2 separate regions of the Homo sapiens genome follow, and region 2 is linked to region 1. The links are chromatin contacts, found by Hi-C or POLR2A ChIA-PET in ENCODE. All regions are on one chromosome and are shown on one strand. The core of a region is the stretch at or near the end of the contact, and the rest is flanking DNA. Distances in the headings are between cores, read along the strand shown.

Region 1 (4,897 bases), core at 1,523-4,022:
CATCTTAAAACATGACAACAGAGTAGGCTTTCCTGTGTAAATGGGACATCCATGGTCCCAGACACCACCTCCGCACGCCCCACAGATGACTTCTCACCATCCTCCCCACTCCCCTACCTTGTCCTTTTCACTGTACCTTCTTTTGAATATTTGTATAGACCTTCTCACTTAAAATGCCTTTATGATTATTTTCTTTCTTCTTTCCTGCATTTGTTCTGACTTTGAAATAAGATTATTCTGCTCATTATTTTCAAAGTAGCAGCTCCTGTCACCAGTTCTGCATCCCTGTTGGTGGAAACTACACTTGGGCTTTGGAAGTACTTTTTTCTCCCTTGGCCTGTGCACATGGTGATTTGAGTATGACTTTAGCCAACTCAAACCAAAAGTATGTGTTGAATGCTTATTATATGCTGTGAATCTTGTGAGGTGCTAGAAATATAGCAATCAGGCCGGGCTTGGTGGCTCACGCTTGTAATCCCAGCACTCTGGGAGGCCGAGGTGGGCGGATCACCTGAGGTCGGGAGTTCGAGACCAGCCTGACCAACATGGAGAAGCCCCGTCTCTACTAAAAATACAAAATTAGTCGGGTGTGGTGGCGCATCCCTGTAATCCCAGCTACTCTGGAGGCTGAGGCAGGAGAATCGCTTGAACCCAGGAGGCGTAGATTGTGGTGAGCATTGCACTCAGCCTGGGCAATAAGAGCGAAACTCCGTCTCAAAAAAAAAAAAGAAATATAGCAATCAGAAAGACCTGATTCTTGTACTTATGCCTTACAGTTTAGTGAAAGTCCCTTAACCTCCAGGTTTTAACTTTATTATCACCAACAAAAACATGCTGGTTACTAGTGGAAGTCTGGAAATATAAACATATCCCTTCAAAGGGAAATACCCAGCATGACAGCGTCATGGTTCAGACTGAGTCTGAGCTAGACTAAGTGCATTCAGATGCTAGCTGTGACACCTCCTGAGCCACGTGATTTCGAACACGATACTGAACTCTTTGTTATTTTAAATATTGAATGAGTTCATCCATGGAAAGCCGGGAACATACCAGATAATGTTAGTGTTGAATATTGTTGATGAGAGAAATCAGAAGATCTGGAGGGACAGTTGGTCTGTAAGGAAAGAGGAACTGGCTTCATAGAAGTGCTAAGTTTGAAATGATGGTTGCAGTGACTAGAGTACAGCTAGAGATGGAGGATGTGAGTTCCACGGAGAGACCAGGGCTGGACACGTGTATCCCAGACTTATTAGCAGAAAGGCCACCTGGAGCCTGAGAGCGAAACAGCAAGAGGCTAGGGGCTGGAGTCCCAAGGAGTGTGGTTTTTAAATAGGGATTTGGAGGAACAGTTGAACAGACCACAAACTGCAGCATGTTATTTGTGAGCGTGGCCAGCTTTATATTCTTTGGCTGGTCCACGCCTTTATTAGCCGCAGTATTTCTACCAGCCACTGTGGGAGACGGATTAGCGCCCCACTGTATCTCAGATTAGGAAAACAGGAATTTCATGTGGGTGTGGAGTACGCCGGTGCCCCCATGTGGCGAGTATATAATAGTGCAGTCAATGAAAAAGTGAATTGCTGCAAGAATTCTCAGCAAACTGCCATTTTGAGAAAATTCCCTTGACTTGAGGGACTGTTATTAGCATTGCTCCCTGTTGAGCTTCAGGCTAGTTTTTTTTTTTTTTTTTTTTTCTCACCACAGACTCTTTCCTGTGGCGTTGTTACTGTGATCTTCATTATGACCCTGGCTGGTGCACATGGTTCCACTTTGTCTTCTGGGTGTGGAAGAAGTAGGGTGACTTAATAGATTTTTTATTCCCATTTTCTAGTCTTCATGAGATTCTACTGTGAGGCTTCAGTGGCACCTTCTATCATTTCCTATGTTAAAGCTGATTTGCCTAAGATAATTTTAATAAGAGAATTGTAAATGGCCTATTGGTTCCATATCATATCCAAGGCTCCTTTCTGTTATTATTGCAACCTCTCCGTGTACTCCTGATGATTTTCTCATCTTTCTGGAGCAACTCAGAGAGCAGAAAATATCCTCGATTCAAAGTTGCATTTGGCCACATTCATAGGGATGATGTCAGGTATTTTCTGGGCTGTGAGTAATAAGGCTGGGTGGAACAGTCTGTGTAAAATGCAGTCCTCTGATGGGGTCAGACATTTTGAAATGGAGTCAAAAAAAAATGTTGTTGCTGGCCCAGACTGCTTCCCAGTTTGTGGTTTGACTTACAGTTAGATCATGGTTTGTAAAAGAGAGATAATAGGTTGATGCCTCTCATTGGCTGGAACTGGAGCTAAGAATAAGATGCTATCTAAATCAAAGGACAGGGTGATGTAAACATCAGAAAAAGAAGGAAGAAATAGCTGGACTGCCTGTGTCATAGTAATAGTAAAGATTTTTTTCTCTGGGAGCCTGTGTGTTTTGCAGGAGTAGGAGTGTATCAACTTTCCGTTTAGATGAAAACAAATCCTGTTAACTCACTCTGCATTCAGAATCTGACCACTTCTCACTACCTTTACTCCTCCTGCGCTAGTCTAAGCCACCATCATCTCTCCCTTGTATTATTGCCTCCTAACTGGTCTTCTTCCTGCTTTTACCTTTTTTTCTCCTCCTGTAGGATATTCTCAATATATCAAAGTGACTCTTTGAAGTGTAAGTCGGGTCGGAAGGCTCCAGTGGGTCCCCGTGTGCTGAGGTCAGCAAGGCCATACATGATGTGCCCCCTGCCCACATTACCCGCCGACCTCACCTTCTAATTCTCTCTGCCTTGCATATGCCACTCCAGCCACACTGGCTGCCTTACTTTTCTTTAAGCACGCTAGGCATACTCCCGTCCTGGGGCCTGCCATTTTCTTTTCCATTCTTCATGGAAAGTTCTTTTCCTGCTGTTTTAGTTTTCTATTGCTGAGTAAGAAATGACTGCATATTTAGCAGCTTAAAACAATACAACACACATTTATTATCTCAGTTTCTATGGGTGAGAAGTCTGGGCGTGCATGGCTTAGCTGGATCTTCTGCTGAGGGTGGAAGTGAAGGTGTCAGACAGAGCTGGAGTCTCATCTGAGGCTTGGAGTTCTCCTCCAAGTTCATGTGGTTGTCGGCAGAATTCACCTCCTTGAAGCTGTAGAACTCATGGCAGCTTACTTCTTGAAGGCCAGCAGGGGAGGGGGCCTGGCTTCTAGACCCTCTTTGAAAGGACTCACCTGATTAGGTCAGGCTCACCATGATACTCTCCCTTTTGATCAATGTGAAGTCAGCTGACTGGGGACGTTACTTGTAACATCTGCAAAATCCCTTCACTTTTGCCATATACAACATAATCACAGGAGTGATATCCCATTACCTTTGCCATAGCCTATTGGTTAGAATCAAATTACGAGTTCCCCCTACCACAAAGAGGAGAGTATTGTATAAGGATGCGGCTCCCTGTGGGTCATCCGCCTAACATACCCAGATATCCTCATAGCTTCTTTGCGCATCTCCTTCTAGTCTTCATTCAACTCTGACACTCTCTCCTCCTTCCCTATTATATTTTTCTCCAGTGCACTTGTCACTTTCTCATAGGATATGTAGTTTACAGATCTATCTTGTTATTCATTCTCTCTTTCCACTAGGGTATAAGAATGGGAAGGGATTCTTGTGTTTTGTTCACTGCTCTATCTCCTAGGCCAGTATTAGTGCATGACACAGAGTAGGTGCTCAGTAAATATTTGTTAAAAGCATGAATAAATACATGAGCTGACTGATAATACATGAGCTGTGGATCCTTCACAGGCTCTTTCTGGAACAATATTATTCCCCAAATATTCTGGTGCTACTTGGATGCCTGAGATGCCACACAGTTAATTCAGATGCCGTGGCTTCCGAATGATGGATTTTACCCTTCCTCTTGTTCTCCATATCCAGTTGGTTGCCTGGTTTTGTCAGTTTTTATTATTTCTCATCATCCCGTTCTACTACTATCTCTGTAGATTAGATCTTTGTTTTTGTGTCTAGAATATTATAATAGCTGCTTAACTAATCTGTCTCTCTGCGTTAAGTCCTTTATTTTGGTTTCTTTTTTTTTTTTTTTTTTTTTTGAGATGGAGTCTTGCCCGGTTGCCCAGGCTGGAGTGCAGTGGCACAATCTTGGCTCACTGCAACCTCCGCCTCCTGGGTTCAAGTGATTCTCCTGCCTCAGCCTCCCGAGTAGCTGGGATTACAGGCATCTGCAACCACTCCCGGCTAATTTTTTGTATTGTTAGTAGAGAAGGGGTTTCATCATTTTGGCCAGGCTGGTCTTGAACTCCTGACCTCAGGTGATCCACCCACCTCGGCCTCCCAAAATGCTGGGATTATAAGCGTGAGCCACCATGCCCGGCCTTATTTTGTTTTTTGCCAGAGCCATTTGTATGATCACTAGAACAATCTTTTGAAATGGTCCTTTGATCATGTCAGTAATTTCAGTGGCTCTGTAATTTCTTAATTGAGGTGAAAGTCATATAACATGCAATTGAGTTCAGTAGCACGTTAGCACATTCACGATGTCGTGCAGCTATCACCTCTACAGAGGTTCTTTATTGTTTAATACAAAAGAATCAACTATACAAACACTTGCCTTGCTATCTTTCCAACTTTGCCTTTCCTTCACAAATCCTCCAGTCCACCTGGATTGCCCCTCTCTCAGAACGACCATTCTCCTCCCCACCTTTGCATCTTACATGCTTCTAACATGTGAAGTGTGAGCAGTACTGCCTGTAGTGACTTCTCATATTTTTGATGCCCATTTGTTTTAATGAATTCTGAGACCACGTTTTCCTATAATAATAATCTTTGCCTGTTCTAAATGTTTAGTACTTGCTGTCTGTGGCACTCATTTAACATTTAATCCATACTATTTTATATGTTT
Region 2 (4,897 bases), core at 658-3,157, 290 kb before region 1:
GCTCAATCTTCTGTTTCCTGCCAGTTCTTTACCCTCTCGGCACTTCTGAGTCTCCTAAAGGGCTTCTGGACACCTAGAAGCCCTTGCAAATTCTGTGCAGGTATAAAGAGCCACCTCTGGGGCGGGGAAGTGGGGATATTGAGAACTTAGATCCTTTTAGTCTCCCTCTAGCACATTTTTCTTTCCACAGTGCTTCAGGATAACAAGGGCAGACTTCGGGCTTTCTATTTCCCAAACACTGCATCCTCCTTTTACTCCCATCCATAAGCCTCAAGGCCCAGCCATCACAGGCAAAGAGGCCATTTATCTACACTCCAGAAGGACTCTGTGATCCAGTCCACAGGCTGATCTATGATATGTCAAGGGGTAGATAAAAGAAATTAGAATGCTCTTTTGTCCCTTACAAAGACTGGCTAAGCCTTTCATCTTGCTATGGACTTTGAAATGCTATTTTAAATGTCAGAAGCTGAATATTGACTCTTTTTGTGTACCTGCTATAATAACATTACCTCTTCCAGTGGAAGAAAGGTGCCTTGAGTTGTCTAGGGAAAAGTCATAAACACAGAAATGCAAAAGGAAAAAAGAATCCCCTTTATATATTTCAGAATGTTTTCAGAGAGGTCTGTGAAGTTCAGTGCTTCCCAACTCTTCTCCCTCTGCCGAGGCTCAGAAGGGCTATGTAATAATGCTTCAGTTCTAGAAAGTTGACCTACTCAGGCTTTCTCCAGTATGTAAAAAGAATATTTAGAGAGATAATTGCTGCACTTACAAAACCAAGACCAGGGGTTAGGGATGACCAAGAAGGAAGTTGTGAAGTTTGGTCTCCCAAAAATATAAAGATCCCAGCATGAATGAAAAAAGAAACAAGGCAATTTTTAAAAAGTTTAAAACATCATCTCTGTAACAAAGGATTTGCTAGGTACTCTTCTGTACCAAATCTCCATCAACGCTCCCAACAATTCCCCTCAAGGAAGCTCTTCTTTTCCCCATTTTACAGATGAGAAATTGAAGGCTCAAAGAGGTTGCGAGCCCATCCCAAGATCACAGTTACTAGGCATCCATTCCCTTGGCCGCCCTCATGAAAAGGTGTGAACACATGAATGGGGGTCAGAGTAGAGCTAGAGTGTTTCTCCTCTTCACAGCCTCAAAACAGGAGGGCACAGCTAGGCTGTTAAGCTGGTAACAGAACCCTAGGATGCTGGCTGTTAGGAGATGACCTTCATTTTGCTCAGACATGTTCTAGAAAATTGCCTGAAAGCAGGGGAATGAACAGAGTGGCTTCTGGAAAGAGGTGTCCAGCATCTATGTGATTCTATGATAGAAGAGAAAATTCCAAGCCACGGAAAGACAAGTGTAACAATAATAGAATTCAAGCTGTTTTCCAGTCTTCTTCCTTTGGGATGGAACAGGGGTTTTCCATTTCTTCAGCAGTTGTCTGGAGTCTTTCACTTCCCAGCTTTTTAAAATCTCTTCTCCCTCCCTTTTCAGAGCTTATTGGAGGTCTGTCCTGGCATGTACCCTCCTCCTCAGGGAGAAGGAGTGTTAGGTGGAGACAGGGTAGGTTGGGACACAAAGTCCAGTTAAGTGTGTGTCCCAGCTCAGTGCTCTGAGCCCAGATCCTCATCTCCCTGGGTAGTGAGGCTCAGCACAGACAAGCAACCAACTGCTGGGCTGCCGGTGCCCCCCATGTTGGAACCTGAGTTGGAGATTATCTCCTAAGCAGATACCTGCTTCCAAACTGGGGATGTAGGGCTTGGAAACTAGAAAATGCCAGGTCTGAGGGAGAGGAAAGAACAAGTCCAGCAATACACAGAGCTCTGTGTATTCAGAGGGAAGTTGGCAGGGTTGTGTTCGGGCAGAGAAACTCCGAGTGGTACAAAGGGGACGTGCCCAGAGTGGAGAAATCATGCTAATTGTCTGCACTAGAGCTGGAGAACGCCACCCAAAATGAAGAGAGAAAGGGGAGCCCTGTCCAGAGCCTCCAGGGCCCTGCGCCTTGCTCCTTTTGTCTACCTTCTTCTGATCCAGACAGGTAGGAGGCCAGAGGGTAAGAAAGGGTCTGAAGAAAGGACCCGGGGCTTTTACAGCAGACGGAGGGGAGAGTGGAGGGCCTGAATGCCTTTGGGGCAGGAGTGGGGGAGAGTTCAGCTGCCGTGGGAAACATGTCAGGGAATTCAGGCATTAGCGTTGAACGTATTTCTTTATTTTGTGTGCCTCCCGCGCGGCCCCTACCCCCTTCCCCCAAAAGGCTGCATGACTTTGGAGCTCCCACGGCATTCAGTACATTAGATGGCGGGCACTGGGCCATTTCGTATGGGATGACTTGTTGGCGTGGGCCAGTCTGGCATTCTTTCCAAGGGATTGTGGTGGGGCTTGATGGGTAGGGGTAGGGGAAATTTTCTTTTTATACCTCCCCAGCCCCCGACTCTGGCTTCTCTGTGTGTAAAAGAGTAAGGCAGATGAAAGAAGCTTTGGAGATAATGAGCCTCCTAATGTGGGATAGTCATACCCACCTATCCATAATTCACTCCACTCCATAGCTGCTTACCTCCTCTACCGCCCCCTACCAATCCTTTGAGAAGTGATCTTATTTAAATATACCTATTTATGAGTACATACACATATACACACACACACACACACACAATTACAGAGCACCTAGGAATTCACAACTTAGTGAGGCAAACAGATGTGGAGATCATTTTACTAAACTGCAGGAACTATCATAAGTCAATTATGCAGAGAATGCATAGCAATCAGAGAAAGGTCACCTACCCCATCCAGGAAGCTGGTGCTGGTGGAGGGGGTGTTGGTAGGGTAGGACACAGGGTGTGGGAATATCAGGGGGAGGTTTTCTGGTAGAAGGAATGTGTGCACTGAATTTTAAAAGATGGGGAAAAAAGGTAGGAGTATAAGTGGGTGTTAGGGTTGGGAAATGAGCAAAGGTCAACAGCTTGAAATAACATCAAGTGTTTAGTCAGAGCCCAGCAGTTCATCACTGCTGGAGAGAAAAGCATGAATTGAGTGAGGCAAGAGCTTTGTAAACCAGACTCGTAATCTGGGGATTGAGAGGTGAGGGAATGAGCGGTTTTTAATTTGGGGACTGTCAGGGTTACATGTACCTTTCAGATAGCTTACTCAGTCTGCAGGGGGTCATTCGAGGGGAAACTGGAGGCAAATAAAATAAGAAAGGAAGTTTGTATTCATTTTCTAGGGCTCCTATAACAAAATACCACAAACTGAGTGGCTTAAACAACAGAAATGCATTATCTCAAAGTCGTGGAAGCCAGAAGTGGGAGATCGAGGTGTCAGCAGGGCCATGCTCTCTCTGAAGCTTCTAGGGAGGGCTCTGCCTTAGGGTTCTCTCCTAGCTTCTGGTAATTCCTTGACTTGTGGCAGCATCACTCCAGTCTTGGTATGGCATTCCCCGTGTTTGCATGTCTATGTCCACATTTCCCCTTTTTATAAGGACACATACTAGATTAGGTCCATCCTACTCCAGTATGATCCCTTCTTATTAGATCTGCAGTGACCCCATTGCCAAATAAGTTCACATTCTGAGGTACTTGGGGGTTAGGACTCCAACGTATGAATTTGAGGGGAACACAGGTCAAAAAGCTATTGCAATAGATCAAGAGAGAAATAGGAGAAATAACATGGACTGAAATTATAATAAAGATAGAAGGAATGAGGCATGTTGAGAAAATATTTTAGAGGTAAAGTCAGGAGCTAGTGACCTGTAGGAAGTAGGAGGATTTAGGAAGGGAAGGAGGATTGCTGTGTGAAACCTTAAACAAAAAAAATGAGTATCATACATGTTTAGATTGAAATACTTATGAGGCTTCCGTGTGAAGATGTCACATAGCCTGGAGTTGGGTGGCAGAGAGGTCAGGGTTGGAGAGAGGTATTTGGCAGCCGTTAGCCCATAGGTGAGAGTTAAAACAATAAGAATAGATAATATTACTTAGGAAGGGAAAAACGTGGGATGAAAATGAAACATCATGTAACCTCAAGATTTGTAGAGGAAGCAGAGGAAGAAATGCCCATTAAGGAGACAAAGAGAGAACAGCCAGAGAGACAGAAGGACTAGAAGCCTGTGGTGCTGTCCAGAAAATCAAGGGAGTTGAGAGTTTTCAGGAGTAGATCAATACCATTGAAGTTGTCAAAGAGATCCAATGTGACAAAGACCCAAAAGAGCCCATTGGATAAGGCAATTAAGAGGTTACTGTTGGCTTTGGTGAAATGACAATGAGCTGAAGAAATAATGAGAGCTGAAGGTATGGAGACAGTGAGTTGAGAATAGGAACGACACAAATATACAAAGCAGAGATGGCCCTAAACTCTTTCCGGTCATCAAATGGTAAGGAAAAAAATTATAGAAAGATCACGTCGGTCAGTAAGACTGGGACAAAACAAAAGGTGATCAAGGATATTCTATGTGGAAAAATGTAACTTAGTAAATACACCAAAACATTCTAAATGTGGCCGGGAGCGGTGGCTCATGCTTGTAATCTCAGAACTTTGGGAGGCCTAGGCAGTTGGATTGCTTGAGCCCAGGAGTTCGAGACCAGCCTGAGGAACATGGCGAAACCCCATCTCTACAAAAATGAAAAAATTAGCCAGACCTAGTGGTGCACGCTTGTAATTCCAGCTACTCAGGAGGCTGAGGTGGGAGGATTGCTTGAACCAGGGAGGTCAAGGCTGCAGTGAGCCATGATCACGTCACTGCACTTCAGCCTGGGTAACACCAAGAACCTTTCTCAAAAAAAAAAATTATAATGTAAGTTATGCTAATAGGATATTAGTTAATGACCTATGATAGATAAGAGGTAAGTGCTGGGAGAGGCCATTGTACTGCTGTGGACTAAAGAGTAATAAGAGCTGAGATTCTAGAAGG

Evidence for each region. Hi-C counts contacts between places; a loop is a spot of excess contacts on that map. ChIA-PET counts read pairs that join two places held with the same protein, here RNA polymerase II (POLR2A). Pooled maps may share reads with other maps.
Region 2: a loop to region 1 is called in a pooled map, with 3 times the contacts of the local background. The contact joins the promoter of HEPACAM here to the enhancer-like site in region 1. A Hi-C loop is called at or near these places in 1 of 50 pooled maps. POLR2A ChIA-PET finds 5 or more read pairs at or near these places in 3 of 52 experiments (OCI-LY7, SK-N-SH and T-cell).

Annotation. Positions count from the first base shown.
Region 1 is chr11:124,641,151-124,646,047 of GRCh38, reverse strand. All of the region lies in intron 7 of SIAE (sialic acid acetylesterase), which reads left to right. Among named protein-coding and RNA genes, the nearest start is that of TBRG1, 21 kb to the right of the region's middle. Within about 2 kb of position 2,772, at least 3 of the 41 ENCODE cell types and tissues checked have a DNase peak (open chromatin) inside an H3K27ac peak, as active enhancers do.
Region 2 is chr11:124,933,057-124,937,953 of GRCh38, reverse strand. It overlaps HEPACAM (hepatic and glial cell adhesion molecule), which reads left to right and starts at 1,907. Exons shown (of 7, transcript NM_152722.5): 1 at 1,907-2,032. The coding sequence starts at 1,948. All of the region lies in intron 1 of LOC107984406 (a long non-coding RNA gene), which reads right to left.